2 separate regions of the Homo sapiens genome follow, and region 2 is linked to region 1. The links are chromatin loops, found by intact Hi-C in ENCODE. Cell type or tissue: dorsolateral prefrontal cortex. All regions are shown on one strand. Each heading gives the region's core, and the rest is flanking DNA. Links, peaks and the distances in the headings are about the cores only.

Region 1 (15,970 bases), core at 4,919-7,418:
AGGTTGCAGAAAGAGCCAAAGCCAATTTGGAAGAAGTGAGAAACTTACAGGTTTGAGGAATGGTGAAGTCAGCGAAGGATCTAGCCTCCTTAGATGATGAACAGGCAAAGTCAGAGAAGGAACCACAGTGAGAGAATTGGCAGATGCCCCTAATAAAATCACACAACTCAGACACACACACAGACACACAAATATTCATGCGTTATACCCATTCAAGTAACTGGATATTTAATTCATTCTATGCAATGAACAGTCAAATGCTGGGAAGGCCCCATAGTTCTTTGGCCTTCTTGTAAAGCAACATATGTCTTTTCTGCAGGAATGTCTGAGTTGCACAGTCAAGATCGTTGCTGTTCATTGTTCTTTTTCTCAGCTCTTTCAGTAACTGTTACTTGACAACACTAAGTTAAACCTTTACAGAAGTGACCAAGCCAGGCAGAAATAAAAATGGATTTGGTTGCACCTTCAGAAAGTTATTCATGTGTGCTCCAAGATCACTACCTAGAATGGTTCTCATTGTAATTAGGACAAATTTTTAATTCTTCTTACTTCCAGCCTCATGAATATATTACAAACACTTTGCAACCTTTGAATATGAATTGCTCACCTCTACCAGGTATGACACTGTGGTAGGTGCTCTATTAGTTGATGAAGAGCACTCCTTCTTATGGATACATGTCTTCATTTGCATATTATTGCTGGAGAAAGAGAGGTAGAATAGAGGAGCAAGCCAAGGACATGAGAGAGCCAAAAAGAAAAGCTGCAAAAGGGATGAGAACATTCAAATCCATTTTCAAAGTGTCTACTTATTCCTGTGCTTCCCAGATTGCATGGCTCAATGGTAAGTCTCCAGGACCCCCAGAACAATTCCTCTATTGAAGAAGAAGCTTTTAACTCCTTGGTGACAATTGTGCCTGAGCTGAGTTTTCTGTTTATTTTTTTCATCCTTTCTTTCCTTTCTTAAAAGACAAAACAAAACAAAAAAAATTCCTCTGAGTACAAATCTAGGCAATAAACCGTTCACCTGGGATCAGTTCAGATGAGACAGTAAACAGATAATCCAAAAGACAAAAAATTATAAGAATTAATACCTGCAAAGAGGATTTTCCCTGGAAATTCTTTTCTTGGTGTTTCCTTCTACAATATAATTTTAATTCTGCTTTGTAATTCCAGTGAAAATGTCTTCTATTGTAGTTCCTGCTACATTACTATGCTTACTTTATCTGACATTGGCTCTCATCTGGGGTTCTGAAAAGAAGCTCCTCTAGCTATTTCAACTTATTGTCCCTAACATTTAAAACATAAAGATAGGTTGAGGTTGAAGTCTTGCTTTTGCTTCACTCTAAGGAGCTAAAAGACCTTACATATCTTTTTCTTCTGAGAATAAACCACCATCCTCATATTGACTAGCTAAACTGGTGGTTCTCAATCAAGGGCAAATTTGCCACCCCCAGGGAACATTTGGTGATGTCTAGAGACATTTTGCGTTATCACAGCTGGGGGGTTTCTGGTGTCAAGTGGTTAGAGACCATGAGTGGATACTGCTGAACATCTTACAATGCACAGGAAAGCCCTCACCACAAAGAACACTCCGGCCAAAAATGTCAATTGTGCAGATTGAGAAACCTTGGACTATAGGGATACAAGAGCAAACTCTTCAGCCATTTCCACACCACCGTCTCCTTTTTCCAACTTATTTTTAAGCACTTGGAGCAAAAAAGAACCAAGCTGGGTTCTCTCTTAAATAGCTAGAAGTGAGCAGACAGGGCAATTAAAGTATTTCACCAACCATCCAAAGGGGAGAAAGGAAGACAGCCCTGGCATCAGATAAACCATTCCTGAATGAGTATAAAGACCCCACCATTATTCTTCTTGCTGATTTAAGCATTCCAAGTCATGTGGTTATGCAGAGATTATAGCCAACCTTGGGTTTTGGAAGTCCCCATTCTCCACTCATTGGATCCTAAGGCTCAGGTTAAACTTCCCGGCATCCATCCACTTTGTCCTAACCATCTGAGACCCTGGAATTTAACTCAGCAACAATGTTCACCTCCCTTGACGAAGCCATATGGATGCTTATGTGAGGAGGATGCATCACCTTTTTCTAAATCATGTCACATACAAAACATTTAATGCCCTCTGATTTTGTTTTTCTTTCTCTTAGCAAGAAGCACAAGGCTACAAATCCTGTTACTCTTGCAGTGAAAAAGAATTCACAATAGAGGTGAAAAAAAATCACAACCACATACAGCATCATATTTCACAGAAAACTGTGTACGTTTTTTCCCCATATAGGACATACTTCGAAGTAACAAAATAATTTTTTTAATCGACCGTAGTGTTTCTTCTTCCCGTTAGAAGTAGTTTCTTGTTCCCCTCATGGTACATAAATATCAGAGAAAAGTAGTCTTTGAAATATTTACGTCCAGGAGTTCTTTGTTTCTGATTATTTGGTGTGTGTTTTGGTTTGTGTCCAAAGTATTGGCAGCTTCAGTTTTCATTTTCTCTCCATCCTCGGGCATTCTTCCCAAATTTATATACCAGTCTTCGTCCATCCACACGCTCCAGAATTTCTCTTTTGTAGTAATATCTGTAACAAAGGAGATTGCATAAGGTGACTGATCCGATGAAGGTTGCTAGGTAAATAATGGGTCGTACAGCCTTTTTGTTTTCAGAGACATGAAACTCCTCACCTCATAGCTCGGCTGAGCTTTTCATAGGTCATGCTGCTGTTGTTCTTCTTTTTACCCCATAGCTGAGCCACTGCCTCTGATTTCAAGAACCTGAAGACGCCCTCAGATCGGTCTTCCCATTTTATTAATCCTGGGTTCTTGTCTGGGTTCAAGAGGATGTCGCGGATGAATTCCCATAAGTGAGTCCCTCTCGGGTCTGATGAAAAGCAGAAAGGCAGGTTACTAATGATCTAAGTCACAGCAAAGATAGGGCAGAGAGCATTGAGTTAGGTCATCTTCCTGCAAGTAGGAGATACTCATTTCTCCCCTACTTGTCAGGGAAGATGGATCGCAGAATCACCAGATGTTGGACATTAAAAAGGTATTTAAGAATAAACTAGCACAATATTTTATTTTACAAATCAGGAAACCGAGGCACAGAGAACTTAAGTGACTTGATCAGGATCACACAGCTAACTAGTGACATAGCCAAGACTAAGCAATAGGTCTTAGGTCTCCTAAGCCAGGGGGAAGTTTCTTCTAGTTATTATCCACAAATTGCTTGGGGTTCACTTCAACCTGTTACTTCCCCAGAGAGCAACTCTCAACCACTTTTATCCAGTATCTCAACCAATTAAATTGCTTTGACCCAGCAACTGTGTTTCAGCCAAATGCAAATCAGTAAGGGTCTAGAATGTTTACTCCCAGAATAGATGAGGGTGGTAGGGAAAGGGGTGGTCACGCAGGGACTGGAGGACCCAATTTGAAAATGAAGCCACTACTGCAATAAGATTATCAACCAAATTCAACTTTACTCCCACTGAATTTTTGATGCCCCACCCCCACCCCACCCACCTTTCGAGGGGTTGCATTAATATGGTTTTGTGGGATTATGTGAAAGAGCAGATAAAGACATTCTAATTCCTCATAATTTCTGGATTATACCTTTTTTTTTTTTCTGAGACAGGATATCACTCTGTGGCCCAAGCTGGAGTACAGTGGTGCAATTACAGTTCATCACAGCCTAGACCTCCCTGGCTCAAGCAATCCTCCTGCCTCAGTCTCCCAAGTAGATGGGACTACAGGCACGTGCCACCATGCCCAGCTAATTTTTGTATTTTTTTGTAGAGATGGGGTCTCGTCATGTTTCCCAAGCTGGTCTTGAACTCCTGAGCTCAAGTGATCCACCCACCTCAGTCTCCCAAAGTGGTGGGATTACAGGCCTAGATTATACCATCTTGATTTCTTTCTGTGTTCCACCCACAATTCCATGTCTCTGATATTTCGTATATGTTCATAAGATTTTATTACTGAAGGAGACCCAACTCCCAAAGAGCAGTGTTGAATCTTAAGAAAAAACAGTCATTTCTTGGAATGGTAACTCCACAAAGGTAGGAGGCCAACATTTAGCAAAAGAAAGGATGATACATCTCAGCTGTTTCTTCTTATCTCGCTCCTCTTCCCACCCTTTTCTTCTGGGAGAGAGGAAATTGCCAACCCCATGCCTGCAAGCAGTTCTTAGGCACTGGGTGTCTCAGTTTTAGAGCACATATGACAGAACAGGGAGGAAATGTCCAGTGGGGCTCCACTTTGAGAAACAGCTGCAGAGGGGGCTTACTTTGCTAGCAAGTGATGCCTCTATTTTCTCACTCCACCCTGTTTGGGATGAAGACATGAAGGCAGCAGACAGAGGCGATATTTGCCAAAAAACTAGTGGCCTCCAGATGTGCCCGATGTGATGGGAAGGACCAAAGGCCATCTGAAAGCCAGCCAACTTACTGTGCTTTTTGGTGTGGCACTTGGCAGGGGGGTCTTGCTCCTTTTTCATATCAGGTGACTCTGCTAAGGAGAAAAATGAGAGGCGTTTAATTGACCTATTTCCTATAATTCTCTTTTTTATTCATGCATCCACTCATTTAAACAATATTTACTGAGCACCTACTGCATGCCTGGCACCTTTGAGTATGTGCTAGTGAACCAAACAAAACAGAGATGATAAATGCTATGGAGAAAAATGATGCAGGTTAAGAAATGGAGATAGATGTATGGACTTGGGAATAATTTGCAATTTGATACAAGGTGGTCATAGGAGACCTCTCTGATTCCACGACCTAAAGGATATGAGGGAAAAGGTCATGCAGAGAGCTTGTGCAACAGCCTTCCATGTGTAACATAGAAGTGCAAAGGCCCTGAGGTTGATGTGTGTTTGGTATATGCATGCTGTAAGAGGCAGAGAGGGAGGAGCTGAGGTTCTGATCATTAATCCCTTATGGGACTTTTAAGGACATGACTCTGAGAAAGATGGAAGCCATTGAAAGATTTAGATCATTGAAAAATTTGTGGTTTTTTTTTTTTAGCATAATAGAAAAATGTAAACATTTATAACAAAGGAAGATGACTTTTAAGCCAGAGGAGTGCCCTTTTTTGGCATGCAAAGTTACATTTTAATCAGCCTGACAAAGGCGCCATTGAGTGGCCCAAGCTCAATACAGAGGGCCACAGTGGACTATGGAAACACAGATTAGTTTAACAAATGACTCATTATGGCAACCTCTGCGACTATTACCAAAGAGGAGATGATGGAGGCGGACCTGGGAAATAAAAATTCTTCTCAGAAAGAAAACTAAATGATCTAGCCGTGTGTGTGTGAGTGTGAGTGTGTGTGTGTATATGTGTGTGTGTGTGTGTGTGTGTGTATTGGGAGGACCAAAGTAGATCTTACAAAGACTCTCACACTCAAAAATCAGCCAATTTTAATACAAAGTAGTCCCTAAATACAAGCCAATTATTTTAAGAAATTGGGCCAGTAAAACTGATCTCTTTCATGTGCCCTTCCTAAACTAGGGTCCACTGACCCAGTGTGGCCTTCAAGGGCCCCTGGACTGACTGAAACCATATATGAAGGGAGAGGGTTCACAGCATCCATTCAATTATCAGGAGAAGCCTATTATTCAAAAAAGCTATGAACTGCCAGCCATTAGCTCCTAATTAAATTGGTTAAGAAAAAAAAGCTACTGTTTATTGAGCACTTACTATGTACCAGGCACTGTACTAAGCACTTTAAATGAATCACTTTATTTAATTCACACAATAACTCTATGACACAGGTACTAATATGATCCACAGTTTTCAGCTGTGGAGGATCTGAGAAACAGAGGGGTCAAATGACTTGACTAGAGTCACACAGCTGGAATGTGGAGCCAGGATATGAACACAAACAGTTTGAATCCAGAAGCTTTACTCATAACCATGATTCTATGTCATTTCCAGAAATGGTGGCCGGCACATAATCTCCCTTTGCACATAACAGATTTCACACAAGCCTTTCTTGCCAAGAATCAGGTTCACTTCTGTAATGCTCTTGTTAGTAGAAAAGATAATTTCAATCTGACAATTCTATATTTCCCAACGTTCATGGGCCCTTTCAACCATCTTATCACCCAGCTAATCAAGACTCAGTGTTCCCAGCAATTTCTCGAAACGTCATGGCAGGATGGAGAGAGGGATTTAATAAGACCTCAGTAAACAAGAAACCTCTCATCCTGGTTAAGAATTTCTCTCCTGGCATTGTCACTAGCAGGGCCTGCACCTGACTTGGGTTTCTCTGAAATCCGAGAGGACAAATTCACAGGAAATGCAAGGAGACTTCACTCTCCCTCCCTGTAGGTTGCAGGGTGAGGTTGCAACATCCCATCAGGATGTGACAATATTGCGACAGGTCTGGCATCCACCCCGGTTTCCAAGTGATACATCACTCTGACAGGGCCACGTTGTACTGCAGACAAAGAGTGGCATTTACCCAGCAGGCCACAAGCAAAGCTCATTTTCAAATGACATCCAGGAGGGATGCAGGGCCATTATTTCAGAGCCAGGAGTTGAATTCAGAAAAATACAAGAGTCTCTCAGTATATTGGCCTCAATTATTGTTTGTGGGTTCCTAGTTGATCTAGAATCAGTTACTTCAGAGTTCAGGTGCCTTTGTGAATAAGACGAAAACCTTGGACCCTCTCCTCAGAAAAAAATGCACATATATGTACACATGAAATTTTGTCAACAATTTCAGGGGGCTGTGGCCCATGCAGCAGTCCATGGACTCTAAAACCTCTACACTAGATAAACCATGAGGAAATATTCTTTGAGTTGTCAGCCGTTTACCCAAGCTAGGCTCCACCCAGCTAGGAACGTTCTTTTTTTAATCCCCAAATAAAAATCTTTCCATCATCATAAAGGGGAATAAGCAGTCAAAGGCAAAAGAAGAACCTAATTTCTTCCAGACCTCTCTGCCTGTTGCAGTGTGCAGGGGTAAGCCGTGGAATCACTGGCCTGCTTTACCACTGATATCTTTTGATCTTTAACCTCTCTTTAATATGTGTCCTTCTTCTGCCCTAGGATAAAAGTCAAGACCTTTGAAGTTAGCCATGTGGTTAAGTGATTCATTCTTATAAAATAATGGCTTGCCCTGGAGAAGTTGTCCAGCCTGGCTTTCTCTTGCTTGGCTCCCAGGCACTCCAGGCCAAGGTCCTATCCAGTCCAGGCAGGGGCAGCAACAAGCCACAGGTTTGTGATGCAAGTGAGAGAGCGTGACTTCAGCTAAGCTGCTTCGCAAGAAGCAAAGATTAGAAGCATTTGCATATGATTCAGCTGTGAGCCATTTCTTTACGGGATATACAAATTTCAGTGTTCTAATAGACCGTGCCACCCTAGCTTTAGGCTCAACAAGTCAGTGGATAAACACATCAAGCCCGAGCTGGCATGACAGGCTGGAGGACTGTCGAGCAGAACAGGACACCGGCAGCGGGCATTTTATGAAATGGGCAGATGACAGAGAAATCAAAACAAAGCCTATTTCCCCACCTGCGTTTATCACAGAGGGCATCAGTTTACGCTGGGCCTCGCCTTAGCTCAGCTGGTAACTAGCATTAAAACATAGAAAGATATTTCACTGCATTCAATTACATGGGAGCTCGAAAAATAAAGACTCAGGCAAATGACCAAGGTTTTTCCGGGGTTCTGCTTCCATGCAGTAGAGACTATAAACTATTCTGAAAGAAACTGACCCATATAAGGCTGTAATTAACTATCCTACTGAAGGGCTATTACCCCAATGAATACACCAACCCCAGAGACTGCATTGATTCTTTAGGGCCTGGGTGATTGATCTCATTTTCCAGCCTGGGTTACAATCACAGGATAGAAATGGGGAGCTGCAGCAAACAAGGATCAGAAGGGTAAGGAGAGAAGATTCCTGAGCCCATCTTAAGAAGGACTATTGAAAAATACAATCGGTGGACTCAGGAGAGAGCGAGTTCCTTGCTACTGCAAATGCAAAAGCAGAAACTGGCCTCTAAGGCCCCTATTGATTTTGAGATTCTAGAAGGTGTAAGTCAAGATGTAGAAAAGAGGATGGCCCAGCTGTCAGGGCAGCAGAGCTGTAACTATGATGTTTTTGTTTCCCGGGTGCCTCAAGACCTACTAGCCCCTGAGGCTCAGGAAGTGGTTGGTTCAGCTTTATTCTTAGTTGGAATTTTTTGCCGTAAGTCAAAGACCCAAGTGGAAGGATGGAAGGATGGAAGGATGGAAGGATGGAAGGATGGAAGGATGGAAGGATGTGGGAGATGACACTGTAGGAAGTCGCAGAGGAACTCAGAGTGTGACTTGGGAGGTTTCCTCAGCCCTGAACCCCATGGTCTTGACTGAGTGGCAATGATTGCCACAGAAATTTTACCCCGGTTGGCTCAGTTCCCCCAGAATAGCAAATACACAGCCAAGCCTTGCCAGTGTTTGATCTATTCCCTAATTTTAACAAATACCTCAAGTGACACATAATGCTAAGGACCACTGGGGGAAGGAGAAGTCGAGAGCTATGCTGGCCTCAGCTCTTAATCTCAATTCCAGAAGCATTTACATTGGCTCCCAGCCCCATCTCATTTAAGGGGCTTGACCCAAACAAAACCTCAAACCAAAACCTTTCATTATTTCAGTTCTCAAAAGCAAAAACAAAAACAGAAAAAAAGAGGAAGGAAGGGTTGCAGACTAATTTCTTTCACAAAGACCCAATTAAATCCCATTTCTGAAGTTGCTCCAAATTTAATTCCAGGAGAGAGGCACTATCACTTGTGACTGATGTCTAAGTGCCATTTCATAGACCCAAAGAGATCCACAAGTTCATACTCAGATCACGGGAAACCATAAGATCCTCTTTCAACCATTTCCCACACTGTACACGCCAATGCACCTATTTGTAGGTGGGGGTGGTAATCTGAAATCCCCTCTCCCAGACTCCCAACATCCCAAACTTCTCACCCAGTGTAACCTTGGTTAAGGAGCATGGATAGCCCCAGTTGCATCCAAGCTTAACCAAATGCAGCTAAAGTGAACGTAACTCATAAAATGCAGGTGCTCTGACTGATTAGAGAGCACTGATGAGTCATCGGAATTAGACTTAAAAACTGACAAAATAGTGTAACTGTGGGGATTCTGGAAGTTTCCAATGGCTACCCCTTCACCCAGAAACTATCACTACAGGTTCACGGACCTTTGAATTTTACTATGAGGTATTCTTTCTCTAAAGCCAAATGTAGTTTGTTGAAAATTAAATATAGCCTTATTTCCCATAAGTATACCCAAATATGAATAATTTTAGCAGCTATATTGCAAGAGTAAGTTTTCATTGAAAATAAAGAAAAGCCTAAACAACTTTTATTGTCACAACAGAGTGACTAGTTTCGTAGGAGACCAACATTTTGCCTAGAGGATCCCTACGGGTCATCTTCGATGTACAAATATTGCCTCAAAAGCAAACCTCGTCTAATGGTAACCCCATCCCTTTCCTAGCCCTTTAATTAGAAAGACTCCAGAAAGGCAGAAATGTAGAGTGTTGGTAATTCCCACTGATTCTCCCTAAGCATTAGGCATACCCAGCCTCAGATGTGATGACAGCTTACCAACAGGAAGGTGACTGGTGGTTGTCATGGAGATCTGAGCCCGGCAGAAAGTTTTGCTGTCCAACAAATCTGTGGCCATGAAAAGATAAAGGACATTTAGAGCACCCCCTCCCCCCACCTCACAATAGAACACTGTGGCTCTTAGACAAACTGAATAAGAATGTAAAGGGCCTTAAGTGTCAGGGAGTTAGTTACCTACTGTGCTACCATAGTTGGTGTCATATAAATAGTTCTCGTCTTTCCAGGTGTTCATGATGGAAGGCTCTACAAAAAATAGAGAAGGAGAATAGTCAGCGATCTCTTTTCCCCAGGGAGAAGAGGCTGCGTTTTCTAATTCATTGTTCATCAACAAAGTATGGGGGGTGAGGAGTGGTCCTCAGAGACAAGGGATATGATTCTGCTTCAGCTGCGTTACTTTATAATAATGTTGTCTAATTTTCCTTTCAGCATCCTCGGGGAAATGGCCTCATCCATGTGTTCTGTACCTATTGCATTTTTAGGGAAGTGAGAGAAGTTGCAAGAATGGGAACCTGTCCTAGACCAAGTGGTTCCTGGGAATTTTCCTAACCTGGCTTGGCTTTGTTCTGCATTCTACTGCATAATCACCAGAATATTTTTACCCTAGAGTGTGGTGGGGGGGAAGGCCTTGTTAGGGATTAATTTATTTAAATGTATAATAAATAATTAATGAGGCCTTGGGGGGTTAATGATATTTCTTTCAGGAAGAGTCTTGTCAATCTTATCACAGTTTCTTCCTTGCTGAAATCCAGAGATTTGTCATCCAAGTTGGGTGACAGCCCCCTCCCTCTAGGATTTTTCCAATTAGCTTAAAGGATGACATAAAATTCTCAAAACAAAACCAAGGAGAAGGGGTGGACTGTGTTACTAAATCAAACAAACACCTTTTAAGAGTGAAGCCCCACTGCCCCATCGCAGAAAAGAAGTGCTCTTGTACTCTGTCTCTCTTTCTCTTTCTTCTGTGTGCTGCGGTAAACACCTCTCACTTTGACTGACTCTTCAGATTTCAGATTCAAAGGGAACTCCCCTCCACCTACCCCAAATGGAGCTCAACTCCTACGCAACCCCCAGATCTGGGCTGGTCTCCAACAGAAGCATTTTGTTTCTTGGCTAGCCAAAAGCTGTAAGATCTCTCACCTCGTCCTCACCAGAAACTTCCTGCTTTCTCCTCACCGCAGACCTAGGTTACCCTCAGCTCCCCTCCTTGCTGGGTTCTGAGTTTTAGGGCCGGGGTGTAAGCCACTGACTGAGTTTCATTTTGTTTTTATAGCACAAATGATACAAAACCTGACTTACTGGCTAAGTCCTCGTGTTTACGACATAGGGATTTAGCCGGTATTTTAGCTAATAGCTACATGTTTGGACACCCCAAGCCCAATCTCTTGGGGTTACACCCTCTCTCCTTGTTGGGTCACCTTGTACACCTGTTGTTGTCTCTGAAAACAAACTGAACCAAAGAGGTATGGGGGTGTTGGCCCCTCTATGAGCTTCTTCTCCCCTCCTCCTAGGGTGGACCTTCTTCTCCACCCTTCCACTCAGCTTTTCTGAACTGGCAACACAAGAATGTCTGGATGGTCAAGAAGGAATTATCAAGTTATTTGGGACCTCTCCAGTATTACCCTGGCTCCTTCGGTGGGGCTATCTGACAGGTCAAGCAGGGGAGGGGGTGCCATCCTCCTGACCAAGTCCTGCATCCATCTCTAGGGCAAGGCCAGGCCTGTAAAGCACAGAACATCCAGATGGCCCATCCCCTGGCCTCTGAAGAGAAAGGCAGGGCTAGCAAAGCCTAATTTGCATGCTTAGCAGCTATTGCTTTTTTCTTTAATAATGGTAGGCCAGCCCACTTATGAAAGGGTAAATAACTGCATGGGCCAATTTTGGCCCCAAGTGACTCACAAATCACCTGCAGGTCAAATTCTGTCCTTGGTGACTGGGACACATCCTCAGGGAGGTCTATGGAAAGCTTGGTTGGCCCACGTGGCTCCCAGGCTCCCAGGCATGAACATGGGGAGTGACTTAGGAGCAATAGTTGCTGCACAGTTTTATGATGGCTCATGGACTTTGGAGGACAGTCTCCAGGAGAGAGATTTAGGACAGGGGAAAGGAAACGAAAATGAATGTAGATGCTATGGGACTGTAGACTCTGCTCAGAGCCCAGCATTTTGTCCTTCATATAAAAACACACCTAAGGCAGGAGCTGGGTTGCAGGTACCTTTGTACATCTCTGCAGAAGCTCCCCAGGGCCCCTAAAAATTTGTTAACTACAATACCAAGTTAGTATATTCACCCTTTTTGTGAAACACACACCCATCAAGGGAGGAGGGAGAGAAGAGGAGACATTGCCCCTTCCTCTTCTCTTTCCAAACTTGGCCACTCCCCTGACACTTTTTAAGGTGGGGAGGCCCACCATATATTCTGCTTTTCCTTGGCTGCTGGCCTGAGGTCTGGATGATGCCACAACCAGGAGTAGGAGGCAGAGAAGTGTGGCTCCCCATAAGTCTATAAATTGGAAATAGGTGGCAGTCACTGGTCGCAAGGGCAAGAATGAGATTCATGGTGGGGGTGGCCCATCAGAGACAGCCAGGGAAAAGGCCTCCCTGTGTTTCCTGCAAAAACTTGCCCCCACATTCTCTCTTGCCCTCTCCCAACTGTCCTCCCCGGAGCTTTGCCAGGCTAGGTTGGCTCCCTTTGTCCACTACTACTCACCAGTTTGTTCAGTCTTGACAATGACATTGTGTGTGGACTGGAACAGGTCACTACTGCACTGGCCTGTGAAGGACAGATTGGGATAGTCAGAGAGGGCCCAGATGGAGCCAGAACTGGATGCTTAAATAAGGACAGAACTGGCATCTTTGCAGAGCTTCTGCCATCCTACTGCCTGGTCACCTATGTTTGTTTATGGGAGGTGGTTTCTCTGTCAGCCTCTACAAACTCAAGCCTGCAGTCTCTGACCCCAGAAAATTGGGAATCTAAGGCACTACCTTAGAAGCAATTATTTGATGTGGTATAGTAAAGGCATTCAGTATGGTGGAAATAGAACTTCAGAAGCCCAGTTTTTCAACTACTAGCTATGAGGAAGGTGTGTGCACTTTACCTTTCTGGGTCTCAGTTTCCCCATCTGTAACAAGATTAAACTAGATAAGGTCACTAGATGACTTCTAAGGTGCTTTCCCATACTAAGATATGATATGAAAATGAAAATGTAGGGAAAAACCTTTTTAACTAGCTTGATTCTTCTTTGATTTAAAATCTAATCAATGCCATCATGATTACATCCAATCTGTGAGATATGTCTGGATAAAATGTGGTGACTCTTTCCTTATTTATGCCTCAGCACATGTACAAGCAGTACACATCACATGACCTTGTTTGCTTGCAACTCCTCTCCCATTATCATATATAAAAGCATATATATGTATGCTTATATATATATATATATATTTGTAAATGCATATGAATCTAGTCTGTTTTCTTCCCCAGACAGATTCTAAACATCTCAAGAACAGAAGCCATGCCTTTAACCTCTCTGACATTCAGTCTTCCCACCTGTAAAATGGGCACAATATTTACTTTGTCATAAAGTTATTAAATGAATTAATTCACTTACAGTGCCTAGTATAAGTAAATACTCAATAAATGTTAGTTGATAGAAGGTCTACACAAAGGCAAACAACAAAAGAGTGAGCAATCTGCCTGGACATTAGGAACTCAGAGGCTACAGCAGCATGCGATGAGACCAAACAAGTCATGGGAAGTCAGAGACAGAAGGTCTAAGATGGCCACAGCACCTCCCAGGCCTCCCTGCCTCAGACCTCAATCAGGGCAAAGCTTTAAAGGAGTGGATTTAATTGGGGGGTGGAGGTAAATATTTTTAATTCTTCAAGTGTAAGTCTGATCTTTTTGAAGATCCCTGAGGGTTATTTATAGAGCCTTGTTTGGTTTGATTCTAGTCAAAGAAAAAAGAGCAGCCACCAATGTGAGGTGGGTGGGAAGCAGGGCATGGCCAGGGAGCTGAATGACATCATCTAAAATGGCCACCGCAGCCACAAGCTCTGCTGCAAGGCCCCAGGTCCTCTTCAGTGTTGATGGCTGTTGCCAGGGTATGACTCTGGTTCACAGCCCTGGAGCTCATGCCGCCCAAGTCCCGGTTACTTGCCCAAACATGGGTTCTACCAAGACATAAATGCCTTTTCCAGTGCAGACAGGCCAACTCCCTGTTCTTAAATATTGCTACTTTTCAGGATGCCCATAGTTCTCAGAAGAGCTAGATTTTTACAGCCACTATCAGGGGAACCTTATGCCAGTGTCAAAACCATTCTGCAAGGTCAGTTGTCCACCCTACTAGGTCTTACATGTCAGTATAGGATATGTTCGTGTATGAATAATCTACCACTCAAAGACAACATCTGGAATGGTGGCCCATCCCTGTGCTAGGGGAAGCCTCAGAGAGACATCTGGGGCATTAGGGCAACAGAAATTCCAGAAACCACCACAGAAACATTCCCCATACACGTGTCTAGACCATATGTTCTAACCCTTTTTTTAAGTTACAGACCTTTTAAGAATCTGCTGAAGTATTGTGAGTTTTTTCCCCTCCCAAAACACAAACATAGTTCTAATTTCATATATCTTCTTACCACCCTTAGGACCCTATCTTAAGAACCTAGGTCTAGAAGGTTCTTTGTGTGTGTGTGTGGGGGGGGTTTTGTTTTGTTTTGTTTTTTGTTTTTTGTTTTTTTTTTTGTAACCATGATGATCTTTTTAACAAGCAAGTGACTGGACTGTTTGCAAAGGAAAGAAAACATTTTCCAAGGATAGTAAGTATTCTACGAATTCCTAGCCAGCTTTTGTCTTCTTGAAAATTATCACCATAAGGAAAGAATTAAATTACACTGGCATTTATAAGGGATTAGGCACACCAGGTACCCTATGCTTCAATCCTGTCCTTTCATCTTCCTTCCATTTCTCTGTCTTGGGACATGGTAATTTGGAGGTGAGACCACTCTTTCTTGTCCCTGACAAAGAATCCTGTCATCTGCAGAATCTCTATTCTTCCAGCTGGCTCCTAGCAGGGTAGGGAGAGACACAGAAAGAGAGAGTCACCGTTCCACTTCAGATGCTGCAAGTTGCTGTAGAGGAGCTGCCCCGCCGTCCCTGCCGCCCGGGTGAACTCCTGCAAACTCATGCTGCAGAGGTGCTCGCCGTTGATGTCGAACTCTTGGAAAGGGATACAATTGGCATCCAGCTGGTTGGTGTCCAGGAGGTGCTGGAGCCACTCCCACACCTGGTACTTGGTCCAGTACTGAGGATGAATTTCATGCCACTGGCCTCCAAAAAACCCACTGGAAACTGCAAAACAGGAAGCAGCCTCATGAGTGACCCCTGGCTGTTCCTGGCCATAGTATCTGACACAGGGATGTACTGTTGGCTGCCAGATATCTCAGAGACACAACCACAGTCCGTGTATGTGCCAGCATGGGTGATGGAGCAGAAGTGCATTTTCATGTCCTCCCTAGCCTGCTACCTACCCCTGGACACTGGATGAGGACAAGAGAGCTGAAGTGCTCAGAGCTCATCCCCCACCTCCCCCAAAGTAAAATATCATGAAAGCTAGAGCATTGCTATCATTTCAGCAATTTATTAGCTTATTGTCCATACCCAAATCGTTCTCTTCCTCTTCTCTCTCACTCACTCTCTCTCATTTTTTCTCTCTTATACATACACACACACACACACACACACACACACACACACACACACCACCAAACTCAGACCATTTTCAACTAAAAATAAGGCCTGAAATTAAGGTTCTTTTCTCTACGATGCCTTTGCTTTTCCTCAAAGTGGTCCAGATTATTGATCTACTAACTGGACTGATATCCCACTGCCCCAGCCTAGTCATTATAGCTATCATGATGTCACTTCCCTACTCAGTTACCTTTAGTAGTCCTCATCACCCACTGAAATTAGGTATAAAGCTGCCTAGCTAGGCATTGAGGCTCTTCACTAACTCTTCTTCAAGTAACCAATAACTTGTCTTTTCTCTATGCTGTTCTTTCAGCTAAGCTTGTGTTCTACCTCTCACTCCTGTTGAATTCCTACCCATCTTTCGAACTCTGACCATCCTGTAAAATCATTCCCAATCCCCCCAACTTGCTTCAAGGGCTCACTGTCCTCTTACCCTCCAGGAGACATGCTTGGTATTTCTAATGGCTTTGTCATGTTCTGCTTTTCTGTACAGGTCTCTAAGTGCCGTCTTATTCTCCTTTGTAAATTGTATGCTTGAGGTCACAGACTGTTTTACTTGTCTTTGTATCACCTAAAAAATGACCTCAG
Region 2 (15,970 bases), core at 6,815-9,314, 140 kb before region 1:
GACTCTACCAGCAATATTGATGATAATCTGGGTTCCCTTTGCTCATCTCTGTGCCTATCTCTTAGTTGGTGCCACATGGGGATTTTATGAACAGCATCATAAAATTCATAAATTGCTTTGATCTCCTTTCAAACAACACACAAGGTTTTCCTGGCTGACCATGTCTTTGGCCCTAGTGTGACATCAATTATTTGCTTGAAGTCCTAGAAGTGATAACACAATGGGAAGCTGTCTTCTTTCACTCTCATCTTCTGTGTTGACTTACTTTCTTCTCAAAAAGCCCAGAGGTAGACAGAGAAATAGGAAATCATCTATCTCAATGGAAAGACCTACTAACTGGTTGCAAAAGCCAGAAGTCAAGAACTCTCCTTTTTCTCTGCCCCTTTTGTTCAGTCCATCAATAAGCCATTGACCTCTAGACCATCCCCATCCTTCCATTTAATGTCATCTAAAAATTCAGGACATCATGATGTCATGCCTAGAGGATAACTAACATCCCGATATGTCTGGGACTTTCTAGGTTTTAGTACTGCAAGTTCCACCTTCAGGGAACCCCTCAATTGAAGGCAATCCAGGATGGTTGCTCACTTCACTGGCCTGGTGTTTTATAGTAATCTCCAAATAGGTCTTTCAGTTCCCAGGTTTGCTTGCCTTTAATTCTATCTCCACCCACTAGCCCACACTGCAATCTTTTAACTGCATAGATTATCGTGTCATTCTCTGTTCTTAAAATCCTGCCTTCTACCAATCTAACTCTTTACCATGGATTACAAGGTACTACATGATTTAGTCCTTTGGTACTTCTCCAAATTCAACTCATTCCATTTTCCCCTTTACTATGCTGTCTGTGTCAGTTGCTCAACTGTGCCAGGCTCTTCTCCTTCCCAGGACCTTTGTACTTACTGTTCCCTTTTGCCAGCTCTTTGTATGTGCACATTTGTAACCATGTAGATGTGTGATTATTTGATTAATGTCTACCTCTGAGAATTAAAGATCCTTGACTCCCTAGCTCATCACTTAATCCCAAGGGCCTAGCACTGGGGCTGACACCTAATAAAGTTCCATGAAGTATTTATGGAATGAATTAGTGAAAGAATAGATTAATGAATATAGGTTTGTTAGTGAAACTGCTAATGGGATTTGCTACAGAGATTTGGTGGTCTGAAAGGCCACTAGGACACAATGAGCAAGGCTCCATGAGGCTGGATGTGAGGCAGAGGCCAGTACATGAAAAGCTTCTAAGGGAGTCAAGAAGTTGGGACATTGTCCAGAAGATAATGGGGAGCCCTAGAGATTTTGAGCTAGGGAGTGACATAATCACATTTATATTTTAGAAAACTGAAGTCAGGTAGGTAGGTAGGTTCCCACTTGTGAAGACATTTCTTTAACCCTGGGAGGAGGCAGGAATTAGGGTGTGCATTTGCAATGGGTCTTGCAGAGCCAACTGAGTATGACTGCTCCCTTGGTTAATTTTCTGGAAACAATCAGCCAATTATGAATCAAAGGCCTCTGTAGCTCCAGCCCAAAACTAATTGTATTTTTAAAATGTATTTAATCACAAATTAGAGATTGTGTAAAGGGCTTAATTGATGTCAAGACTGGCTTCCAAAGGGAGCAAGTCAGTAGTGCTATTTGTCCAGGATTGAATTTTATAACATATTGCACTAAGCTCATACTCAGGGAAGCAATGACTTCTATCCACTCTGAGTACTTTGTAGCCAGTGTTCATTATATCAAAGGGGAGTAGAAAAGCAGGTGCAGTGGGTGAGTGAGTGTTAACTACAGTAAATACATAAGAGTTGGAATGCTGCCACAGAAATAGAGATGAAGCCCAGGTCAGGAAGCAAGAGTTAGGATCAAATAGCTCAGTATTCTCAGAAATCAATCAAAATTATTGAATAGCTATGCAATCTTGAACAGGTGACATTAATTCTCTGAAATTTACTTTCCTTATCTGTAAAATGAATGGGATGTCCTATGATCTCCTAGTTGTACATCTCCCTTCTTTGTGTTATATTTTTTATGTGTATAGTAAGTTACTGCTTTTTTCATGTATCAACTTCTGTGATATAGAGTTGTATAGCTGCCTCTGTCTCCACTATTAGGTAGAAGCTCCTTAAAGGCAGGGAATGTATTTTTTTCTCACTTTTGAATCACTCAACAGTACCTAGCTGTATTAGTCCATTCTCACACTGCTAATAAAGACATATTCATAACTGAGTAATTTATCAAGGAAAGAGGTTTAACTGATTCACAGTTCAGCATGGCTAGGGAGGCCTCAGGAAACTCACAATTATGGTGGAAGGGGAAGCAAACACATCCTTGTTCACATGGCAGCAGCAAGGAGAAGTGCCAAGCAAAGGGGAAAAAGCTCCTTATAAAACCATGAGAACTCACTCACTATCATGAGAACACAATGAGGGTAACCATCCCCATGATTAAATTTCCTCCCACCAGGTCCCTCCCACCACACATGGGGATTATGAGAACTACAATTCAAGATGAGGGTTGGCTGTGTCCCCACCCAAATCTCATCTTGAATCAGGCTGCATATCATTCATTTCACCCTTGGCACCTCCCAAATCTCATGTCCTCACATTTCAAAATACCATCATGCCCTTCCAACAGTCCCCTAAAGTCTTCACTCATTCCAGTATTAACTCAAAAGTCCAAGTCCAAAGTTTCATCTGAGACAAGGCAAGTCCCTTCCACCTATGAGCCTGTAAAATCAAAAGCAAGTTAGTTACTACCTAGATACAATGAGGGCACAGGAATTGGGTAAATGCACCATTCCAAATGGGAGAAATTGGCCAAAACAAACAGACTACAGGTCCCATGCAAATCCAGTAGGGCAGTCATTAAACCTTAAAGTTCCAAAATGATCTCCTTTGATTCCATGTCTCATATCCAGGACTTGCTGATGCAAGAGGTGGATTCACATGGCCTTGGGTAGCTCTGCCCCTGTGGCCTTGCAGGGTACAGCTCCCCAGCCAGCTTCTTTCATGGGCTGCTGTTGAGTGTCTGCAGCTTTTCCAGGCACACAGTGCAAGCTGTCAGAGGAGCTACCATTCTGGGGTCTGGAGAATGGTGGCCCTCTTCTCATAGCTCCACTAGGCAGAGTCTGTAAGGGCTCCAACCCCACATTTCCCTTCTGCACTGCCCTAGTAGATGTTGTCCATGAGGGCTCTGCCTCTGCAGCAAACCTCTGCCTGGACATTCAGGCATTTCCACACATCCTCTGAAATCTAGGTGGAGGTTCCCAAACCTCAATTATTATCTTCTGTGCACCTGCAGGACCAACACCACATGGAAGCTGTCAAGGCATGGGGCTTGCATCTTCTGAAGCCATGGCCTGAGCTGTATCTTGGCCCCTTTTAGCCATGGCTAGAGTGGCTAGGGTGCAAGGCACCAAGTCCCTAGGCAGCACACAGCAGGTAGGTCCTGGATCCGGCCCAGGAAACCATTTTTTCCTACTAGGTCTCTGGGCCTGTGATGGGAGGGGCTACCATGAAGAATTCTGACATGCCCAGAAGACTTTTTCCCCATTGTCTTTCAAATTTATGCTTATACAAATTTCTGCAGTTACTTATGCAAATTTCTGCAGCCAGCTTGAATTTCTCTCCAGAAAATGGGTTTTTGTTTTCTACTGCATCATCAGGCTGCAAATTTTCCAAACTTTTATGCTCTATCACCTCTTGAATGCTTTGCTGCTTAGAATTTCTTCTGCCAGATACCCTAAATCATCTCTCTCAAGTCCAAAGTTTCACAGATCTCCAGGGCAGGGGCAAAATGCTTCCAGTCTCTTTGCTAAAACATAACAAGAGTCACCTTTGCTCCTGTCCCAACAAGTTTCTCATCTCCATCTGAGACCACCTCAGCCTGGACTTTATTGTCCATATCACTATCAGCATTTTGGACAATGCTATTCAACAAGTCTCTAGGAAGTTCCAAACTTTCCCCATGATGGCAGAAAGGAGAAGTGTTGAGCAAAGGGGGAAATGCCCTTTATAAAACCATTGGATTGGCCAGGTGCAGTGGCTCATGCCTGTAATCCCAGCACTTTGGGAGGCCAAGGCAGGTGGATGACAAGGTCAGGAGATTGAGACCATCCTGGTTAACACAGTAAAACCCTGTCTCTATTAAAAATACGAAAAATTAACCTGGCATGGTGGCAGGTGCCTGTAGTCCCAGCTACTGGGGAGGCTGAGGCAGGAGAATGGCATGAACCTGGGAGGCGGAGCTTGCAGTGAGCTGAGATCCCACCACTGCACTTCAGCCTGGGCAGCAGAGCAAGACTCCATCTCAAAAACAAAACAAAACAAAACAAAAACTAAAAATCATTGGATCTTGTGAGAACTTACTCACTAATATGAAAACAGCATGAGAGTAACCACCCCCATGATTAAATTATCTCCCTCTGGGTACCTCCTATGACACATGGAAATTATGGGAACTACAATTCAAAATGAGATTTGGGTGGGGACACAGTCAAACTGTATTGCTAGCACAATATCTTTGACATAGTAGGTGCCCAATAAATGTTCTGTGAATCTAATTCAGGGTTCATTTCATCTCCAGAAGTCTACAATTATGGGAATTCTAGCTCAAGTGGTAAGTATAAGGATCACAGCATGAGGTTTTCCCAGGCATCCAGGAAGTCTCTAAACTCCACAAGCACCAGCTGGCCATGGTTTCCATCTAAGCTCAGGGGTCTTCTTCAAGGATAGCTTGGTTTTGGTTTCTCCTTTCTCTCTCAGCGAGGCTGGGTCAAGAGCTTTCTTTCTGGGCCCTGGTAACATGATTTGCATACATTTATCTTCACACTAACCACATTATGTTGCATTTGTATTGATGTTCCTGTCTCTCCCATTAGGCTGTAGCCCCAGTGGGAAACAAGGCTTGGCTCATTGTAAGCATCCAATGTAGATAACTCTGGGGACTTGTGGTTAGCTTAGTGATGTACAAGCCTGTGCAAAAATTTATTGCCATCATTGAAGTTTCCCCCTTGATCTTGCACTCAGGATGACAGGAAGGAGGATGACACTCAAGGTAGGATGTCATCCTCCTTCCTTTCTGTCTTCCTGCTGAGTGCTTCCTTGCTTTCATTCCAGCAGCATTTCAGAATCAGTATAGCCTCACATTCAACCTCCTCCAACCCCTCTAAAACCTCTTTTATTCTTTGCTAAAGGCTTCATCACTGAAACTCTATGTCATTGTTAACATTTGCCTTTGAAAACCACCCCCTACAGCCAAGTAGTTGTCAAGATACTTCAAGAATATACCCACAGTGCTTTCGTCTGTCCTGGCTTCTCCTTTCCCACTGCCCTGGTTCAGGCCCAATACTTATTTTAATTCTTTATTATGGAAAATGTTAAGCATATACAAACTAAACAGGATAGTATAATGAACCTCCATGTGCCTATCACTCAGTTTTTATAATTATCAATATTATGCCATTCTGTATTCCTGGCTCAATTATTTTTATTATTCTACAGTTATTTTCTAAGTAAGATAAAATTTATACAGAATTTACACAGCACAAATCTTTGTGTGCAAATTTGACAAATGGAGGCGTCTATTTAATCATGCTTCTATCATGATCTAGAATATTTTTATCTCCCAGTTTCTTTGTGTCCCTGCCCAGCCAATCACTCCTGTCCCCCAGGGCAACTGCTGTTCTGATTTTTCATCTTAGATTAGATTGGCTGTTCCCGAAGTTCATATAAATGGAATAATACAGCATGCATTCTTTTCTGTTCAGCGTCTTTCACTGAGCATAATGTCTGTGAGATTCCTCCATGCGGTTTCCCGCATCCATTATTCTTTTTTTAATACTGATGAGTAGTATTCTATCGTAGAAATAAATTATAATTTGTTCATCCATTCTCCAAATGATGGACATTTATTTGAGTTGTTTCTGTTTTGACTATCATGAGTAAAACTATAATGAACATTTATGTACAGCCTTTACATGGACCTAGGTTTTCATTTCTATTTGATACATCCTACATGCAAAATTGCTGAGTCACCACATTAGTTTTTGTCTGGATGGCTACAGTAATCTAGCTGCCATTTCTGCCATCTGATATCGGCCCACAAGTCTGGGCATCACACCATCTTCCTTTTCCCAAAGCAAAACTCTATCCATATCAAAGATCGACTTAAGAAGTTCTAGTGGTCCCTCCTTGTCTTCAGAGTAAAGTTAAGATTGTCTGGCCTGGCATTTATAACCCCTGCAACCCAACTTCAACTTTCTTTCCCCATATTGATTTCCTGCTTCTCTCTCGATATTCTGTGGAAGCTGGGGACATGGTCTCTGATCCTAGGCTCTTATAGGAACATTGTCTAAAAGGCATCATTTTACTTGACCCCGTAACACATGGTAGTGCCTAGCGCACAAGGGGACCCACACCATCTGTTGACTGGGCTAGTCAATGCTCCTCAGCCCCAGGGGTGTGGAGCTCACAGCTCTCAATGCAGAAACAGAGAAATGCCTGTAATGTCCCTGTGGCTCTCACTGCATCTTTCGAGAAGGGAGGCAATTAAACCAGGCAAGATCTCTCCAGACAGTAAGACTCTGTGATTCTGTGAATTTTACTAAATCCTCTGTGTCCAGAAATTCCATCTGGCTCATACCACTGATGTACCAATGGGAGAGTCTGAGTGGAATAATAAAAATAACACAGGAACGAAAGTCAGTGGTCCCAAGTTCTAGTCTCACTTCTACCATTTACTGTGTATTCTTGGATAGGTTCATCCTCTTAGCCTCCACTGCCTCCACTGGGAAACTGGGAATGCAAGTAAGGGGTGACCTTGATGATCAGTAAAATCAAACCTAAAATCACCCGATGGGACTGGATTTCCCAACATATTAAACTAGATCTGCCATTTCATTTTGTTGTTGTTGGCAGGTCTCTTTTCCCTTTTATGTTCTCTCTGTGAATTCAGTGCTGCCTAAGTACAACCCAAGCATTACTCCTTGTCCCCAAATCATCAGTGGTAGCAGCCAAAGCACAGTTAAAACACTAACTGCCAGCAGGACCTCACTCAATGGTGGTAAGAGTTGGTATCTCACAACATGTTTGCCTAAAGTAGAGACATCTGCTTGAGAGTACACCACTGCTACAGGACACTCTACAAGTTGGAGAATATCCACATAGCACAGAATGATTACACCATTGGCAAGAATCAGGCTGCACTGTTTCATAAAGAAAATAAAATGACCCCATTTCAGACACTTAATTTTTCTTTGCCTCTATTTGCTCAACTACAAAACGGGAATAATGAAATATCAATCCTGCAGGCTTTCCTAAAAAGAATAGATAAAAGAACAGATGTAGAATGCTTAGAAGTATATCTGACACACAGGAAAACTCGGTAAATATTAGATAATTATCATTATCATTAATGCTAATATCCACATCTTAGGGGACACAGAGGACTTGGAGAATGTGGACTCCACACTATAATTTGCAAGGCTTCAAGGTGCTTGGCATGTTCACCAAATGATTTCATTTCCTTATCCTTAGAAACATGTTCAAAATGGAAGCAGTGTCTCTAAGCGTCAGTAGCCTTTGTTCTCTGTTTTCTTGGAAATTGAATTTTTAAACTAGAAAGCTCATCTCTTTGAATCTGCAGTCCCTTAGTTCTCATCCCTGGATGTCCTCTATGGGTGACAGCAGAATTGACAGTGGGCTCCTTGTACCTTCTTGGGAAGAAGAGGAGTGAACGTCATACTCTTGGGAGGACAGAAGCCGAATGCTCCTGTGAGTGCCCTTCATGATAAGTGAAGAAAGGAGCAAAGAAAAGAAGAGAATGGCAGCAAACAAAAGCAAGAATTGTTCAAGAAATGAACCCTTTTCAGGAGCCTTCAAAGCCACTCTTTCACAAAGCCTGGCAGGGAGACAGTAACGAGCCTGGGTGAAAGCCAAGCATGGACTTAATTTATTATTGCCAAACTGTTTGTTGCCTTTATTTGCCAAGACTTACTAATTGAACTTTTGTTGATCTGGCTGCCCCTCTGGAGAATTGGAGCTATTGTTACCTGCTCTGTGAGTCCCGTGGAATGTGCCAAAAAATTGACCCCAGTTGCAGCTCATTTCCCTTCCTGGTTCAGGCTGCTTTTTCTTTCATGAATGTTTTTGTTTTGCTTTTCAGGTTCCAACCCAGAGTAGGTGTTTACACTGAATTAGTATGAATTTCACTGACCCAAAGGAAAGATTCCTGTTGAGAGGCCAGAGAGGACCCCCAAAAGGCCTATATGGAGACCCCCTTCCTAGACCTTCCCTTCATGCCCCAGCAAGTGGTACCCACACTCAGCTTCTACTACTTAGGGAAGGGAAACTCTAGACAATTGATTCTCAAACGTTTGTCCCAGGAGCGGCATCCGAATCACCTGAGAATTTGTTAAAAATGCAAATTCCTGTGCCCTACTCCATGGCTCCCAAACCAGCAACCTGTGTCTTAAAAAGCCTTCTAAGTGATTCTGATGTACACTGAAGCTTGAAACCAGTGCCTTAAGCCAGGGTTTCTCAATCTTGGCCCTACTAACACGTTGAGCTGGATGATTCTTTGTAATGGGGGCAGTCCTGTGCATTGTAGGAGGTTTAGCAGTATCCCTGACTTTTATCCACTAGAGGCAGTAGTCCCCCACCCCCACCCCTACCCCAACATGATATCTGAAAATGTCTCTGGTCATTGCCAGAGGTCCTGGAGTGAAGGAGGTAAATTCAGCCCTGGTTGAGATAATAGACAAACTGCTTGTTGTTTCTCCGGGCTCTGGGCTTTTGCTCTCTCTGTGCCATAATGGCAAAAAACTGCCACACGGTCTGTGTGGCTCCTTAGCATGAAATAATAGGCACAAGAAGTGGTAACCACAAGGCAGCTTCCTAAAAACAGATGGAGTTTTTTAACATTGATAAATCTTTCTTTTGTATCCAGCCCCAAGCAAGCACACATTACTTTCATTTTAAGAGCAAGTTCTCTTTCTCAGATTGCTTGGTATATTCAAAACAAAACAGAAAGCCTTTGGAGTTTGGCCTCCTCCCATCTGCCTATATGTTTGCTACCCCCAGGGCAGAAGAGACAGAGGGACTAAGTTCAGAGGTTCATATACCTATGTAGTGCAGACTGATGTGAATGCTGCATCTGCTGATCTTCCCTCTCACCATCAAAGTAGAAGATTTTCTTGTGCATTTCAGGACAAGTGTGTCCCAGTGCTCATTCTAAAGGGTTTCCAACTCTGGGTTCTTAGTGTTGGTGCATTTGCATTTGAAGGGTACCCAAACCAGAAAGTTTGCTATTAGACTTCATTCCCACCACTATCATTTCAGGGTTTTGACAATGCTTCCACTTCAGGAAGCTGGACTTGGCAGAAATCAGCCAAACCTAAACTCAAGTGTTCATATAAACACCAGCTGAAGATCACAACTCATTTGTTAATTTAGTTGGAATCTATTGAGCACCTACTATGTACTAGCACTACGCCAGATGCCCAGGATATACATAGAGAAGCATACAGCCTCAGCCTTCGGCGAGCTTGTTGTGAGATAAAGGTAGAAGCCATTTCAAACAGAATGCAGTCTTTGATATAACAGGGAACCATAGAGCAACATGGAAATATGCTTCACTGTTGAAGCTTCAGTGTCTGGCTCATAGTAGAAGCTTAATATATATTTGTTGAAAGAATGTTAGAGGGGACCTGTCCTACACAAACTGAAAAGATTAAAAAAAGAGTCTTGCCAAAGAAAGTAGTACTTAGGTTTCCAAAGAAAAAGCAAGAGTTGGCCATGCAGAGAATGGAAAGGTAATTTCAGATAGAGACAGTAGCAGGTGCAAGGACGATGGCATGGGAATATGCATGATAGCTTAGGGTGGACTTCAAGGTCTGAAAGAATTGTCTGAGGAAGTGACTTCCTGGTTGTCTATTGCTGTATAACAAACTACCCCAAAACAACCATTTAGTTTTGTTTGTAATTTTGTGGGTAAGTAATGCAGAAATGCTCAGCTGGATGGTTCATCTCTCGTTTACTTGGCATTACCTACGGCCACTGGGGCTGAAGATTCACTTTCAAGATTTTTTTTCACTGACATTTCTGGTGCCTTGGTGTTTCTTGGCTTCCCTTCCTCTCTACATATTTCATTATCTCATTATCCAGGGCTCCTCCATGTGGCTTCTCATGACATGGCAGTCTCAGGGTAGCTAGTTTCCCCCAGAGTAAATAATCTTAGAGTGAGTATTTCAAGAAGCCCAGGTAAAAGCTACAAAGCCAGTGGGGCACGGTGGCTCATGCCTGTAATCCCAGCACTTTGGGAGGCTGAGGTGGGCAGATCACGAGGTCAGGAGTTCAAGACCAGCCTGGCCAACATACTGAAACCCCATCTCTACTAAAAATACAAAAATTAGCCGGGTGTGGTGGCACCTGCCTGTAGTCCCAGCTACTCTGGAAGCTGAGGCAGGAGAATCGTTTGAACCCCGGAGGCAGAGGTTGCAGTGAGCCAAGACCACGCCATTGCACTCCAGTCTGGGTGACAGAGTGACACTCGATCTCAAAAAAAAAAAAAAAAAAAAAAAAAAAGCTAGGAAGCCTTTTGTAACCTAGCTTTGGAAGTTCCAGAACATACTCCTGCATTCTTATGATCAAGCAAGTCACTGCAGCCAACCCAGATCCAAGGGGAGGGGAGTAAGAGCCCTTTACCTTAGTAGGGGAATGGCTTGCCTACAGAAGGAGGGAGGAAATTTGATTGCAGCCATCTTGGAGGAAAGCTTCCTCATGTGGGTTGCAGGGGTTGAGGAACTTGAAACTAAAGAGTCAAGCCTGAAGAACTTGGAGCAGCAAGCTAAGGAGTGAGCAAGGTACCCTGAATTCTGTGAGAAGCCATGGAAGAGTTTAGCATGTGAGTGGTCTGATGGGATCCATTTTAGAATGATCTTTCTCTGCCAGCTGTGAGAATGGAGGAAGTGGGAGAAGACTACAGGCAGGGAGGTAGCCATGAAATCTCTATAGCTTGAAAGAGCAAAAGTGACTTGAGGGACTGAAGACTGGGGATGGGAGAAGGGGTGTCATAAGTGAGACTCTGAGGAGCATTCAGTTATCTGAGGGCTCTGACACCTCTCCCAACACAACCAAACCAAACATGTTCCCTTCAAAATGAGAGAAGAAAGGCCTCATTTTCCATTCCGGGAACTGGATGAGGGGTAAATGGCAGCTGGCAACTAAGCTTGCCCTCTGTGGCTTAATGGCAACACCTTCTCAGGTTTGTTCAGAGCTGCCACTGAGGAAAACAAACAAGATTGGTGTGAAGACCATTAAAAAAAGGCCTCAGAACAAAGACTCCACTTGGCAGCTGTTGCTCAGAGCTGAGTGAAAGAAACAAAAGAGTTTGTTGAGCAAACATGAAAGGAGCCTAATTGATGCAATTAAGGTGAAATTAAATAAAGGAAGGTTTTAGCCCGAAGTTCATGGAAAATTTTTCAAAGGAGTGTCACTGGAATAGTCATTCAGGGCTTTTAAATAGAGGGAAGCACAGGATGTGGGAAATTGGCCTATTTGACCCTTGGGAATGAAGCAAATCAAGTGTGGTGATGTGGGCTACACATGTACGACTGTTTGGCCCTGGCTGCCCCATCTTGGGCAGGGAGTAGGCTGGGGTTGGGTGCGACTGGGGAGGGATGAGACAGAGGCAGCCCAGGGGGATCATCTTTAACAAGACCACAGTGTCTTGCTATCACATCACCCCATTTTATTTATTTCATAATACTACTATCTGAGAGTATCTTGTTCATTAGTCTTAGTTGTTTACTATCTGTCCTTTTCACTTCAAAACACACACACACACACACACACACACACACACACACACACACACACACACACACACAATGGAACTCTAGGTCTTCTTGGAACACAATTTCCAAGATGCCCATCTGGCTGTGTTGTCATCCCCAAATGCTGACACCCAAAAGCAAACATCTGTACCTCACACATGATCGCAAGCACTGCTCAGATGTCTCAGAACTGTGCCACAGGAAATTAATACCTGAAATCAACCCAAACAGGTCAATTTATTTAACAAACCAGTTACACAGGCCCTACTATATGCCAGGTACTCTTTCAAGCACTTTACAAATATTAACCATCTGGTCCTTGTAAGGACCTGTGAGTCAGGAATACGCTTGTCTGCATTTTACAGGTGAGGAATAGGAATAGAGAAGTCAGACTGTGTCTGAGGCACTAAGTGGAAGAGCCAGGACTTGAACTCAGGTACTGGACTCCAGAGGCCACACTCTCAACCCCTACACTAGGCCCCTTTGAATTGTAGTCAAGGCAGGATTCATGGACCCAGAGTATGAAATCCACTGGGAGCAGTGTAGCAGCACCATCTGAATCCTTGGTCTGGTTCCTTAGCATCTCACTCTCATCGGCTTTGGCTGCCAAGCACAAAGCCCACCCTCCTGCACTGATTGATGGTGGATGAAAGGAGACATCTAGAAACGCTGAAAACACATCTGGATGAACTCATGTATTATCAATAATTAGAATGTAGGCCTTTCACTGGGAGGGAGGAATCCATTGCAAGGAGGCCCTATCCTTTTATTAGAAAATGCATAAAATTTTAAAAATCTGATCAGGGAAAATTAGGGGCTTTGAAAGAGACAGGGAAAAATATAGGATGAAAAAAGCATAGAATTATAGAGATAAAAATATTACAAATAATTCTAGTTTGATTTTCTCATATCACAATGGCGAAAGAAAGACCTACATTAATAGTTGTTGAATGTAATGTTTATTTAAAATGCCAAGGGACTCATTTGAAATGTAAATTCTGGTATTACTCCTAAGCATCCACCAGAGATTATGAATCAGTGAAATATCTGATTCATGAATTCTGGAGTGAGGCACAGGAATCTGTCTTTTAGTGACAGATTCAAAGACAGGAATCTGTACCTTATCAACTGATTTTTGAGTCAAGCTTTTTCTACAGAAATGCAAAAATGTCTTTTTTTTAAAAAAAAATCCCATGCTAGTCAGTATATAGTGGTATCTCAGTGTGGTGTTAAGTTGTATTTCTGTAATAACTAATGATGTTCAGCATCTTTTTTTGAGCTTTTTGTATTCTATGTATCTTTGGTGAGGTTTCTGTTTCAAATTTATTGGAAGTTCTCAATTAGGTTGTCTTCTTACAGAGTGAAAAAGTTCTTTACATACTTCAAATAGATGTTCATTATAAGGTAAATGATTTATTACATTTTCTCCCAGTCTGTGGTGTGTCTTTTCACATTCTTAATGGTATTTTCAGAATGCAAACATTTAAAAATTCTGATGAAGTCAAATTTAGAAATGTTTTTCCTTTTATAGATTGTGGTTTTCATGCTGTATCTAAGAACTCTTTGCCTAACCCAAAGTCACAAAGATTTTTTTCCCTATGTTTTCGTCTAGAAATGTTATACTTTCAGTGCTTACATTTAGATCTATGATTCATTTTTAATTGCTATTTTATGTGCAGAGTAAGTTAGCATCTAAGTTGATTTTGCTACATATGGATATCCAATTATTCCAGCTTCATTTTTAGAAAAAGACTATTTTCTCATCCATTGAATTACCTTGGCATCTTTGTTGAAAATCAATGGATCATAAATACACGGGTTTGCTTCTGGATACCCTACTCTGTTTTACTGAGCTGTATGTCTATACTTATGCCAGCACTACACTGTTTTGATTCTTGAAGGTTTAATTTTGAAGTTAAGTAGTATAAATTCCCCAACTTAGTCTTTCTCTTTCAAAATTGTTTATTCTCTTCTATGTCCTTTGCATTTTCATATTAATTTTGGATTAGCTTGTTAATTTATACAAATAGATCTGAAGGAATTTTATAAAATTTGTGTTGAGTTTACAAATCAATTTGAAGGGAATTACTATTTTAAAAATACTGAGTCCTTCAAGCTATGAGGAGGGTGTGGCTTTCAATTTATTTGGATCTCTAATTTCTCTGAGGAATATTTTGTTGGTTTGAGTATTATGTTGTACTATTTATGTTAATTTATTCCTAAGTATTTTGTTCTTTTTTGATACCATTATTAATTAAATTATTTTCTTAATCTTATTTTTGGATTGTTCATTGCTAATAATATAAAAAGACAATTAGACAATTAGTTGTGTATCTTGAGTTTGTATCCTGTGACCTTGCTCAATTTGTTTACTTGTTTTAATAGTTTTTTTTTCTAATACAAAGCCACCTGTCTTCAAATAAAGGTCATCTTACTTCTTCCTGTCTGATCTATATGACTTTAATTCCTTTTTCTTGACTTACTGCACTGGATGGAAACTTCAGTACAATGCTGAAAAGAAGTGGTAAGGGTGAATATCCTTTCCTTAATCCAAATTTTAGGAGAAATGAATTCAGTCTTTCACCATTAAACATCATGTTAGCTGTAGGATTTTGTAAACTATTTCCAGCTTGCTGAGATTTTTATTATGAATAAGTGTTGGATTTTGTCGAATGCTTTTCTGAGTCTATTGAAATGATCATATAATTTTTACCCTTTATTCTATTAATATGGTGTACTATACTCATTGAATTTTGGATTTTAAATAGACTTTACATTCTGGGATAAAATCCACTTTGTCATGATAATTCTTTTAATATGTTGTAGATAAAATTTGCCAATATTTTGTTTACATAATGATTACATTTGTGAAAGATATTGGTTTGCAATTTTTTTTCCTTATAATTTATTTGTCTGACTTCAGTATCAGGGTAATAATGGCCCCATAAAATAAGTTGCTAAATGCTTTTTATTCCTCTACTTTCTGATAGTTTGAGTAGGACTGGTATTATCTTGACCTTAAATGTTTGATTGAATTCACCAGTAAAGTCATCACTCTGGTCCTGAGTATTTTTGTGTGTGGAAGAAATATTTTAAATTTTATTACGTTATATTATCTACTTAGATTTAGTATTTCTTCTTGAGTCAGTTTTGATAATTTATGTCTTTCTAGAAACGTGTTCGTTTCTTCTGTGTTGCCCAATTTAATGCCATGAAGCTCTTCATAATATTTCTCATAATATCTTAATTTCTGTAGATTCTGTAGTGACTGTAGTGTAATGATTTTATACTAGACCTTAATAATTTGTGTCTTCTCTCTTTTTTTCTTAGTAAATCTGGTTAATGTTTATTAATTTTGCTGATTTTTACAAAGAATCAACTTTTGGTGTGACCAATTTTTTTTCCCATTTTTTTTCTAGTTCATTGATTTTTACTCTAATCTTTATTTTTCCTTTCTTCAACATACCTGATTTTATTTCCTTTCTTTTGTGTATGGGGATACAATCTTAGATTATTCATATTTGAACTTTTTTGTTTAGACTATATATATTTAAAGTTAAAAACATATCTTAAGCATTGCTTTAGCTGCAATCCATAAATTTTGTTACACTGTGTTTACATTTTCTTTTAGCTCAACATACTTTTAAATTTCATTTGTGACTTCTTCTTATACCTATAGGGTGTTTTGAAATGTGTTAACTTCTGAATAGTTGGAGATTTCCAATATTTCTTTCGATTGCTGGGTTTTAGTTTAGTTTCATTAGGGTCAGAGAGCATACATCTAATAATTTTGATTCTTTTACATTTGTTGAGACTTTTAAATGGTGTAGAATATGGTCTATCCTGGAGAATGTTCTAAGGGTGTTTATAAAGAATGTGTACTTTACTGCTGTTGGGTGGAGTGTTCTATACATATGTGTATGTTGGGGTGCAAGGTGAAGGAATGAAATGATAATTAAGATATAATTCTTGCCTTTTAAAGTTGTTTCATTCTTGCAAAGTGGTGGTTTTCAACTCAGGGCTATTTTGGCCCCCTGCTGACCTTTGGCAATGTCTGGAGACATTTTTGGTTATCACTAACTACTGGGGTCCAGTGCCACTTGCACCTAATAAGCAGATTCTGCTAAACATTCCACAATGCAC

Evidence for each region. A loop is a pair of places that touch in the nucleus more often than their neighbours do. Peaks named below come from ENCODE experiments on the same cell type or tissue, not always from the same donor. Only the 100,000 strongest peaks of a DNase experiment are listed, where the experiment ranks them.
Region 2: a loop joins it to region 1, with 2.0 times the contacts of the local background. A loop is called at or near these places in 5 of 110 quality-filtered maps.

What each region holds. Positions count from the first base shown.
Region 1 is chr11:34,645,452-34,661,421 of GRCh38, reverse strand. It overlaps EHF (ETS homologous factor), which reads right to left. Exons shown (of 9, transcript NM_012153.6): 3 at 14,738-14,983; 4 at 12,341-12,403; 5 at 9,812-9,880; 6 at 9,617-9,685; 7 at 4,452-4,514; 8 at 2,694-2,889; 9 at 1-2,590. The coding sequence ends at 2,491. Among named protein-coding and RNA genes, the nearest start is that of EHF, 32 kb to the right of the region's middle. RefSeq lists an enhancer at 10,529-10,778. In dorsolateral prefrontal cortex, for the core only: no CTCF peak of the experiment used is centred there; DNase peaks (open chromatin) are centred at 5,151 and 6,421; H3K27ac peaks cover 2,500 bases.
Region 2 is chr11:34,784,953-34,800,922 of GRCh38, reverse strand. The region is part of intron 6 of LOC102723568 (a long non-coding RNA gene); the gene reads right to left. Among named protein-coding and RNA genes, the nearest start is that of APIP, 120 kb to the left of the region's middle. RefSeq lists an enhancer at 4,909-5,457. In dorsolateral prefrontal cortex, for the core only: no CTCF peak of the experiment used is centred there; a DNase peak (open chromatin) is centred at 7,912.